Regions from separate parts of the Mus musculus genome. Here regions 1, 3 and 4 are each linked to region 2. A link is a loop called in an ENCODE intact Hi-C map of the cell type or tissue named here. Cell type or tissue: left cerebral cortex. All regions are shown on one strand.

Region 1 (2,500 bases), 170 kb before region 2:
TATAATTTTTGCTCATGTACATTGGGATTACTTCAGGTGCACTGCCCTACAACTTTCCTGTTTGCCAATAATATTAAAGTATTATTTTTAATAAATTAGCATCCGAAGATAAAAAAAAAATCATTGTTTTCAATAGCTGAGTAGTACTCCATTGTGTAAATGTACCACATTTTCTGCATCCATTCCTCTGTTGAGGGACACCCAGATCATTTTCTTACAAAGAGCAAAATCAATAATGTGTTGGCACACATGTCAGCCTCAAGTCCAAGTGATGACCATGATCTATCATGGTTAGAAATATAGATTTAAAAGACACTGTATACCCAGGAGGAACTTAGAAAATATTGGTGGGCACATGATCCAAATAAATACTAACTGATTTCTATAGCCTCATGAACTTCACAGGACCCTGGTAACCACTATTAAGATCTCTATTCTCAGGGACTTCTCATGGTCTTGTATAGATAGCACTGGAGATTTGTACTTGTTGAGTGAGGAACAGTAAATTCCTACTCAAAATACCCAGGTACAGAGTGGATGTCAGGGTAGTCACACAGAGAGACCAAGCACATAGATTTTGCCCAATACTAAAGGCAGGTGAGGACCTAAAGACTCCTACTTCCCACCATTAGCATGACCTGAGTAGTAACAGGAGTAGTTCTCAGCTGGTTGGGCACTGATGGACACACAAGATTAGCTTGCTAATCTAAGCTAATAGCCTCTATCCAGCTATGTGCTTATTGACTGTGGTGAATGAAGCATTGACTATGAATGCAATATCATGAGACAAGGATGATGGACCAGTGTATACCAAAAGTTCTTAGGCAGCTGTTGTTGTTCCTCCTCTTCCTCTTCTTTCGTCCTCCCCCTCTTCTTCTTCCTCCCTCCTCCTCTTCTTCTTCTTCCTCCTCCTCTTCTTTTTTTAAAAGCAGGGACCATGTTGCTACTGCTGTGATTCAACATCTGATCTACCACAGAAGGCAAATTGGATGCCATGTGATGAGACAAGTCACCTGAGGCAAGTTCATCACATGTAGCTCGTCCTACCAGTAGAGGGCAGTACTTGTTTCTTCTGAGACTTATACCCTGGGGAGGGCAGTGTGTAGGATGTAGCTCAGATAGAGCACCTGTTCAGCACTCAGGAGGGGTTGGGCTCAAACAGAGGGAATATCCCATCACTTATTCTCAAGGCCAGGGAAATCAGATAACCATGGAAAGATGATAGATACTGTGACATAGTGGGGTGACTGGTCATAGGCATATATACAATGAAGGGTGTTGTTGGACCTGATAGATTATGGGACTATTCCATTTCAAATGGATGTAGTGAAAAGTTTGGGATATATTGTGCAGTGTGAATTTTCCTGTTATACTCAATGTATAAAAATGATGTATATAGAGAAATACAGGTTATAGATATAGGCTATAAAAATTACTTGATATTGATACAATGTGCTACTGCTCTCTTTTGATCAGTAAAATTTGTGGAATCAGGAGCCAAAGTGGAGAATAATAGGTGCCCTCTGACAATCATGTGACACAAAGGAAAGGTTTATTTCCAGTGATTTCGCTTATATATGATGCCGTGGTAGAGAATCTTCTTAGACAGGAATCTTTTATTAGTGAACACGATAAGGAGATATTCTTAATCACTGGGTTTAGTGGTGCAAGCTTGTAATCCTAGCCCTCAGGAGGCAGAAGCAGGAGGATTGACAAATGTTACAGGCCAGCCTGGTATATATTGAATTCCCAGCCAACCAGAGTTAGTTATTTAGAGATCCAGTTTCAGAACGGAGGTGTGGTGATGGTGGTGGTGGTGGTGGTGGTGGTGGTAGAGGAGGAGGAGGAGGAGGGCTGATTAGAAATAGTGGTACACACTTGTAACTCCAGCATTTGAGAAGCTGAGACAATAGGATTGTACATTTGAGTCCAGAGTTGTATACATAACCAGATGATATCCCAAACATCCTAAACAAGGGTTTGGGTTTTGAGATAGTGTACTGCTCGTTCAGAGGACCCAAGCTCAGATTCCAACAAGTATGTCAGACTTATCACAACTGCCTGTAACTCTAGCGCCACACCATGCATAGCATCAGGTACTTGAACTCAAGTGCACATATCCCTCCCACCCCTCCACACACATGCATGTGAGTGCATGCACACACACGCACACAGGTGTGCATGCACGTGCACACACACACACAAATAAATAAAAGCAAACCTTCAAAAGTACTAAAAAAAAAGAAGTAGGAAATACCTCAAATAAAAACTGAAGCATAAACTTAAGAGAATTAGAAAAAGAACAAAGTAAGTCTCTACTTACCACATTTAATTTGTAGTGTGTGTATACATGGATGTTTCTGTGTGCACAACCACATGAAAAAGCTGGGTGTTCTGTCCTACCATTCCCTGTATTACTCCCTTGAGATCAGGTTTCTTACTGAAGTTAGAACTAGGCTGGAAACCTCAATACTCTTTCCATCTGTATTCTAAACAGCAC
Region 2 (2,500 bases):
CTCTCGATGCCATCGTACGCTGCGACGCGGTGATGCCCCGAGGACGGAGCCGTTCATTGCTGCTCCTGGTGTGCCAGGAGCCAGAGCGTGCACAGCCGGATGTTCATTTCTTCCAGGGCCTGCTCCTCGGAGTGAGTGGGCGTGGCTCCGGGTGGCTTTTTTTTCTAGTAGAGAATCAGAGGCGGGGCTTCCATGTTTGGGGCGGGGCCTTGGCAAACGGGGACATAGCCTAGGAAAGCAGGTCTGAGAGGGAACCAGAATTGAGGACAGGTTGAATGAACTCTAGACCATGACTGAATGTGACGATGGGAAGAAGATGCAGAACAAAGGCTTTGAGAAAAACATAAAAAAGATGGTTGGAAGCAGGCAGGCAGGCAGGCAGAACCAAGATGGGGTCCATGGGGTTTGTCCAAGACAGTCGGAGGCAAAGCGCTGAGAACAAGAAAGAGTCCTGGGCAGGCAATGGGTGGGGCGTAAGAGGGGAGATCTTAAAGTATGATTGACAGGCGGAGCTGATCCGTGAGGACATCCAAGGGGCTCTGCAGAACTACCGCTCCGGACGTGGAGAACGCAGGGCAGCAGCGCTCAGGTGAGGAGAAGGGGGAAGCAGATGCAGAGCGCACTGAAAAAAAAAATTCTCCCATCTATGGACCTCACTCTCCTCAGCTAAGAAATGAGCTTGGTACGAACAGCCTAGAGTGTTGAATGTGGTCACAAATTAGCCTTGGCCAGGTCTTACCTGTACCTCCCAGACAAGGTGACCGCTCCGCTCCAGTCTTCTACTTTAGCCTGTCTTGGTCTTTGGTTTCTCCATCTTCGTATCCAGTTTCTCATTATGAAATGCCCAGCCTTCGTTTGACCGCCCCCCCCCCTTCCTGATCCCATCGGTTGCCCCAGCCTCGGTCTCCCCTTTTTCTTAACTCAGGGCGACGCAGGAGGAGCTGCGACGCGGCGCCTCTCCAGCAGCGGAGACCCCGCCCTTACAGCGTCGCCCGTCTGTCCGCCTGGTGATCAACACCGTGGAACCATCCGCAGTCCGCGGGCGACCCCAAGTGGAGTCAATTCCAGAGACTGAGGAAGCAAGGAAACCCGACCAAGCTCGCACGACTAGCAGTGCTGACCCTACCTCCCCAGACTTGGGCCCAAGAGGACCTGAGCTGGCGGGTCTGCAGGCAGAGCGGGATGTGGTGAGCTTGAGTGAGAGGCACCAGCTAGGAGAAAAAGATTTCCTTGACAATCAAGTCAGTCTTGGAGTGGGGAACGAGATTCAGGAACGTGGCACGTCTAGGTGTGACTAGCTGACAAGATGCTGGGTCGGGGATGGGAGTTAATTCTAGAAGTATGGCTAGAGTCTTTGATATAGACCACCCACTGCTCCAGTTATGGGCATGGCCTGACGTAGGGGGTGTGTCCAGGAGTTCAGATTGGAGCCCTGGACCTAGACCAGAGTCTGAGACTCAGGAGCACCACTCTTACCTCTCTTGCTTATGGTAGGATATTCTGAACCACGTGTTTGACGACGTGGAGAGTTTTGTATCCAGACTGCAAAAATCAGCAGAGGCTACCCGGGTTTTGGAGCACCGCGAGAGAGGCCGCAGGACACGACGCCGAGCTGCGGGAGGTAAGGGGCTTCCACATGGACCGAGAACACACCTTCCTGAGTGATGTCCAAATATCCTCTCCCCCTGGGGTCTCCCACCACCAGCCAGGTCTGACTTCCTAAGGCCACCCGTTTGGGTGTTTACACCTTTGGAATTGTTGTCTAATGCTTTCTTGGTGTCCCCACAACCTCACCTGCTCTCTCCGCACAGAGGGTCTGCTGACACTGAGGGCCAAGCCACCCACTGAGGCTGAGTACACCGACGTGCTTCAGAAAATCAAATACGCCTTCAGTCTGCTGGTGAGGATGCATCCATTGCTGGGCGTCGATGGAGTGAGGGCACTTTGACCCATCCATCATTCGTGCACTAATAAGAAATGACCTCCTTTCGTTCCAGGCCCGGTTGCGAGGCAACATCGCCAACCCCTCCTCTCCAGAGCTGTTGCACTTTCTGTTTGGACCTCTGCAGATGGTGAGGCTCATCTTAGCCCTCAGGGCTCCCCTGCTTTAGAAGGATTAAGATTCGACTTCAAGAAGGTCTTGTTGGCATGCTCATTTCTGTTGGCCTGGTAGATTGTGAACACTTCAGGCGGCCCTGAGTTCGCGAAGAGTGTGCGACGACCGCATTTGACGTTGGAGGCTGTGACTCTGCTCCGCGACAATGTCACTCCTGGTGAAAATGAACTATGGACCTCGCTGGGAGACTCCTGGACCTGCCCAGGGTGAGAGGGGAAACTAGAGTGTAGAGGTTTGACTTGGCTGCAGGACACTGCTAAATTTGAGGAGGGGACGAGACTTAAGATAAATGCCAGGATTCAACTGGAGAACATGCTCGAAATTAGCGTGAGGGAAAGGTTTAACATCTAATCAGATAGTTGGATTGAAGCAAATGGTGGGGCT
Region 3 (2,500 bases), 800 kb before region 2:
TGCGCCACCACGCCCGGCTTTTTTTTTTTTTTTTTTGTGTTCTACTTCTTGATATCACTGGATATTGTGAGATGGAGCCTGGAGTAACCTTCGTGCCTCGGCTTCCCAAACTCTGGGATTATAGTCACACACCTTCTAAACAGGCTTTCATGTGTGTATTGAACCACCTCTCATTAGGTTACCACTAGATAAACTGGGGGTAGGGGCCTGCCTGTTTTGTGCTCCCTCCCTCCCTCCCTCCCTCCCTCCGTCCCTTCATTTTCTTTCTGAGAAAGAAAGCCAAGTTGGCATTGAACTCAAAGATCTATCTACCCTGCCTCCTGAGTACAGAGATTACAGGCATGTGCCAACATACTCAGACAGATAGGATTTTTCTGTGCAGCTCAGGGCGGTCTTCAACTTACTCTGTAGCCTAGGCTGACCTTGAACTTAAAATAATCATCCTGCCTCAGCCTCCTCTCCTGGAGCCTCCTCTCCTGGCTTTAAAATACATTTCAATGTTGAAGAAATGACTCCTGGGGGAGGGGGTGGGTTTCCCCTGCCTATCAGAATCAGGATGTGGGCATCACTAACCGTCGTAGGATGCACAGCAAGTAGATGATGCTGATGGCAAAGACGGAGCACAGGTAGGTGATGGCCAGGTTCGATCGGGGTGGGTAGAACCCATAGAATAGAGGGGACCACTCAAGGTAACCCTGGGGAGGAAGAGGCAGAACAAAGGTCATAGTGGGGCCGGGTGGAGGTAACGATCAGGGAGCTGAGTGATCTGTGTGTGTGTCGTCCAGGAAACCAGGCTTCAAAAGTAAGGAGGTTCCTCTGGGGACCATGGCACCCACCTCTCCAGAGAGCAAGTTGAAAAGCTGGGTGGGGAAGGCGACCAGGCCATGAGTGTGTGGAATATAGGAACCACAGGGTGAAGAGATGTTAGGGCCAGGGGGACCTGGAGGAGCCCCTTCCAGCCAGGTGGGGATCAGCTTCATGCAGATTTCAATGACAGATGCCACCAGGTTGAGAAAGAGCAGGAAGCGCAGCAGGGAGAAGTAGGACTCAGTGCCTGCTCCAAACTGACCTGCAGAGGGCAGCAGAGAGGCCTCAGGTCCCTTACCAGTGTAGTTCCAACCCAGAGTCCTGGCCATAGCCCTCCTCCCTCAGACCCAGAAATCTATAACAGAGCCCTGACTCCTGGTCTGACCCTGGGGTCCAGAAACCAGCCCTCCCCCCTCAGATTCCAGTTCTCTTCTCTCTGATTCAGAAGGGTTCAGGCACTAGTCTTCATCCTTCAGACCAGGGCTGCAGGAACCAGACCTTTTCCCAAAGGCCCAGGGGATAATTGCCACTCCCCTCTCTGTCAGACCCAGGAAACCACACTCCAGCCTCAGACCCCAGGCCTCTTCCTCTAAAGCCCAGCACACCCCCAATTTTCTTCAGCGTCCATGCCCAGGGCTGTATAGTTTGAAAGCCTTCTTTCATTTTTCCCTTGGTCCGGGAAAGCTGTCGGGTCCAGTAGGCAGCCCTGGATTCAGAGCCAGAAGCCAGCTGCCCTGTAGCCTGGCTCTTCCTAGAAAGAGAGCAGAGTCAGCGTCAGAAAATGAAGGGTTTGGAACCTACAAACTGGGAACCACCCAAAGACAGAAACAACACGATGTAACGAGGACAGGCATCGTGGTACTGTATCCATAAACTGGAATACTCTTTAGCAATTAAAAAGGAACCAAATCTGAGCTGGGTGGTGGGGGGGGGGGCACACCTTTAATCCCAGCACTTGGGAGGCAGATGCAGGTGGATTTCTGAGGCCAGCCTGGTCTACAGACTGAGTTCCAATACAGCCAGAGCTACACAGAAAAACCCTGTCTCGAAAAACCAAAAAAAAAAAAAAAAAAAAAAAGGAGCCAGACATAAAATAATGATGGAGCCATGTCTAGTAGTATATGCATGCTTGTATGCTTGTAATCCCAACAGTGAGGTTGAGGCAGTGGAATTGAGAGTCCCAGGACAGGCTGGTAGATTAGTGACATGCTTTTGAAAGAAAATGAGTGCAGTGTGGTGCACCATTCATGCTCGTAGTATCTCAACTGGGAGCAGCGGGCAGAATGATTAGGGCAAATTAGGATAGACAGTGCTTTCAGGTCAGCCTGGGTGACAGAGTGCAACCCTCACTCTGTTTTTGTCTCAACAAAACAGAACAAAATGGTTGGCACGTAAGGGCATTTGTGACCAAGTCAAAACGACTTTGATCCCTGAGACTCAGATGGTAGAGAGAGAGAACTGACTCCTTTACGTTGTCCCCTGAGCTTCGAAGAAAGCTGTGCCACACCCATGCATGATCTTAGGGACACACACACACACACACACACACGTAGAAAAGAAAAAACAAAACAAAACAAGAAGGACGTTTGGGAGAAGGAACAAAAATAAAAAATGATCAAGTCTTCCTGAGTCTCTTAACACAAGGTTCAGAGCCGGCCCAGGCTAACCCTACCAAGCTGGTGGCAAGGAAGTA
Region 4 (2,500 bases), 860 kb before region 2:
TTTAAGAAGGATTAGAATTAGGAGGTGTGGCCTTGTTGGAGTAGCTGTGATTTTGTTGGAGGGAAGGGCTAGGCTTGGAGATTTCACAAAGCTCAGAGCAGGCCCAGTGTTTCACTCTGTCTGGATGTAGCTTTTGGCTACTGCGCTAGCTCCATGTACACTGCCATTCTCCCCACCAGGATGATTGCTTGGGAGGAAGCACAGGTCCATCTCGTGTGCAAGCTAAGAAACCGTGTTTGCTCTTCGTCTTCCCCCAACCCCACCTGCAAGGAGAAACCTCCAGGCTAACACATCATCTCTACCTGTCTCCTCATCCCCAGCGCCCCACCCATGGGTGCCTGCCTAGGGTACCAGCCTTTTACCTTATACAGTAATATACATTGGGTATACAATCCCAGCTCCTAGCTCACACATCATCACCCCATGCCTGAGACCCATAAACCCCCCTTGCTTTAGCCTGGGCTTTTGACTCCATTGATCTTCATCTGTGAGATCGGTTAACTCACCCAAGATCTGCCTCTCAATAAATCTGGCTTTATACTTTCGATTTGGCTTGAACTGGCTCATTTTGTCATCATAAAAACCTATTAATGATAATGGGCTAACGCTCTGAAATTGTAAGCAAACCCTCCAATTAAGTGCTTTCTTCCATAAGATTTGCTATGGTCATGGTGTCTCTTACAGTAATTAAGACAGGTGCTTTCGGGGGATGGAGAGATGGCTCAGTAGTTAAGAGCACTGACTGCTCTTCCAGAGGTCCTGAGTTCAATTCCTAGCAACCACATGGTGGCTCACAACCATCCTTTAATAGGATTTGATGCCCTCTTCTGGTGTGTGTCTGAAGACAGCTACAATGTACTCATATGCATAAAATAAATAAATCTTTAAAAAAAAAGACAGGTGTCTGCCACCAATACCATGAAGTCTATCTGTGGGATCTACTTAGCTGATGGAGAAAATCAACTCCCCTGAAGTTCTACTCTGACCTCCACAGGTACATGCTGTGCTGTGCGGTGAAGAATGGATTCTACCACTAGGTGGAGACTTGACATCATCTCTCTTAAGAGGCAGGTCAATCACTCAGGCTGAGGGTCCACCCTGAGGAGGGTGGATCCACCTTAAAGGAACAGGAATAATAATTAACCCTTTAATGCGATTGTGCAATTTGCCTTCCCAGAATTGTTGCTTCAACAAAGTCCCTATAAGCTACTCTGAGGTTCAGCTGGGTCTGCCCATCTCTCTGAATGCCTGACTCTTTCTACTCTGTTTTTTTCTTTTTTTCTTTTTTCTTTTGCTTTGTTTTCGTTTGGTTTTTCGAGACAGGGTTTCTCCGTGTAGCCCTGGTTGTCCTGGAACTCACTCTGTAGTCCAGGTTGGCCTCGAACTCAGAAATCCGCCTGCCTCTGCCTCCCGAGTGCTGGGATTAAAGGCATGCGCCACCACGCCCGGCCTGTCTTTTTCTTAAACCAGCACTTAAGTATGCTTTCCCTGGCACTTTTGCCTTTTTTGCGTCCCCTCTGAAGCTCCCCTTCCCCCTGTGTAGTCAACCTCCATGATGACTTCATTCAAATAGCATGGCCTGGTTTCTCTTCTCCAATTTCCTCTGAGCAGCAACTGAGATTTATAGCTTGCCTGTCCTGGGGCTTTTCTTTCGAATTCTAGTAATTTTTTCCTTGAGCTGGAGTTAAGGCAGTTGTAAACTGACACTGTACAAGCATGTGCAAGTAAACTTAAGATCATAGAACATGAACATGCTCGTTAGATATACATATAATGTCTGAGTGTTGTAATGTGTACAACTTGGTTTTATACACACTTTCTCTCTCTCTCCACACACACACACACACACACACACACACACACAATTTGTTTTTTTAAGATTTGTTTTTATTATTTTTAATCATGTATATACACGGGCTGGTGAGATGGCTCAGCCGGTAAGAGCACTGACTGGAGGTCCTGAGTTCAAATCCCAGCAACCACATGGTGGCTCACAACCACTCATAATGAGATCTGACGCCCTCTTCTGGTGCATCTGAAGACAGCAACAGTGTACTTAGATATAATAATAAATAAATCTTTGGGCTGGAGCAAACAGAGGTCCTCAATTCAATTCCCAACAACCACAAGTTACAGTGTACTCACATACATAAAATAAATAAATCTTTTTTAAAAGTCATGTATATACACACAGGTTCCAGTTGAGGCAAGAGGCACTGATTCCTTTGAGCTGGAATTTCAGGTAATTACAGCTCCTTAACGTGGATGCTGGGAACTGAACTTGAGTCCTTTGCAAATGTGGTACCAATAATTAACCCTAAAGACATTGCCTCAGTCTTGATATGCAGGACGTTTGTATATAGGATTGTCCTTACTCTGTCCTTGTCCAAATATAAATATTAAAATATTTTTAAAAGAAGGGAGGAAGGGAGCAGGAATGGGGAGGAAGGAAGAAAGGAGAAGGGGGTGTGAAGAAATTAATTTTCTGTCTTTTTTTTTT

The links. Hi-C counts contacts between places; a loop is a spot of excess contacts. Peaks named below come from ENCODE experiments on the same cell type or tissue, not always from the same donor. Only the 100,000 strongest peaks of a DNase experiment are listed, where the experiment ranks them.
Region 1: a loop joins it to region 2, with 6 times the contacts of the local background. A loop is called at or near these places in 2 of 42 quality-filtered maps.
Region 3: it touches region 2 in a loop (2.9-fold over the local background); 8 of 42 quality-filtered maps call a loop at or near these places.
Region 4: a loop joins it to region 2, with 2.9 times the contacts of the local background. A loop is called at or near these places in 3 of 42 quality-filtered maps.

What each region holds. Positions count from the first base shown.
Region 1 is chr7:4,296,330-4,298,829 of GRCm38, forward strand. No RefSeq gene overlaps it. Among named protein-coding and RNA genes, the nearest start is that of Ncr1, 40 kb to the right of the region's middle. In left cerebral cortex, a CTCF peak has its summit at 1,061 (motif pointing right); no DNase peak of the experiment used is centred here.
Region 2 is chr7:4,470,302-4,472,801 of GRCm38, forward strand. It overlaps Eps8l1 (EPS8-like 1), which reads left to right. Exons shown (of 20, transcript NM_001374622.1): 6 at 1-131; 7 at 507-589; 8 at 926-1,187; 9 at 1,495-1,621; 10 at 1,812-1,900; 11 at 1,998-2,072; 12 at 2,174-2,322. D630041G03Rik (RIKEN cDNA D630041G03 gene) reads right to left here and starts at 583. Exons shown (of 1, transcript NR_028416.1): 1 at 1-583. It also overlaps a transcript of Rdh13 not described here. In left cerebral cortex, a CTCF peak has its summit at 1,049; DNase peaks (open chromatin) are centred at 189 and 1,038; H3K4me3 peaks cover 1,151 bases; H3K27ac peaks cover 398 bases.
Region 3 is chr7:3,674,014-3,676,513 of GRCm38, forward strand. Tmc4 (transmembrane channel-like gene family 4) reads right to left here. Exons shown (of 15, transcript NM_181820.2): 3 at 1,413-1,558; 4 at 837-1,069; 5 at 574-695. Among named protein-coding and RNA genes, the nearest start is that of Tmc4, 2.3 kb to the right of the region's middle. In left cerebral cortex, a CTCF peak has its summit at 1,070 (motif pointing right); a DNase peak (open chromatin) is centred at 1,071.
Region 4 is chr7:3,605,962-3,608,461 of GRCm38, forward strand. No RefSeq gene overlaps it. Among named protein-coding and RNA genes, the nearest start is that of Oscar, 8.9 kb to the right of the region's middle. In left cerebral cortex, a CTCF peak has its summit at 1,020 (motif pointing right); a DNase peak (open chromatin) is centred at 1,023.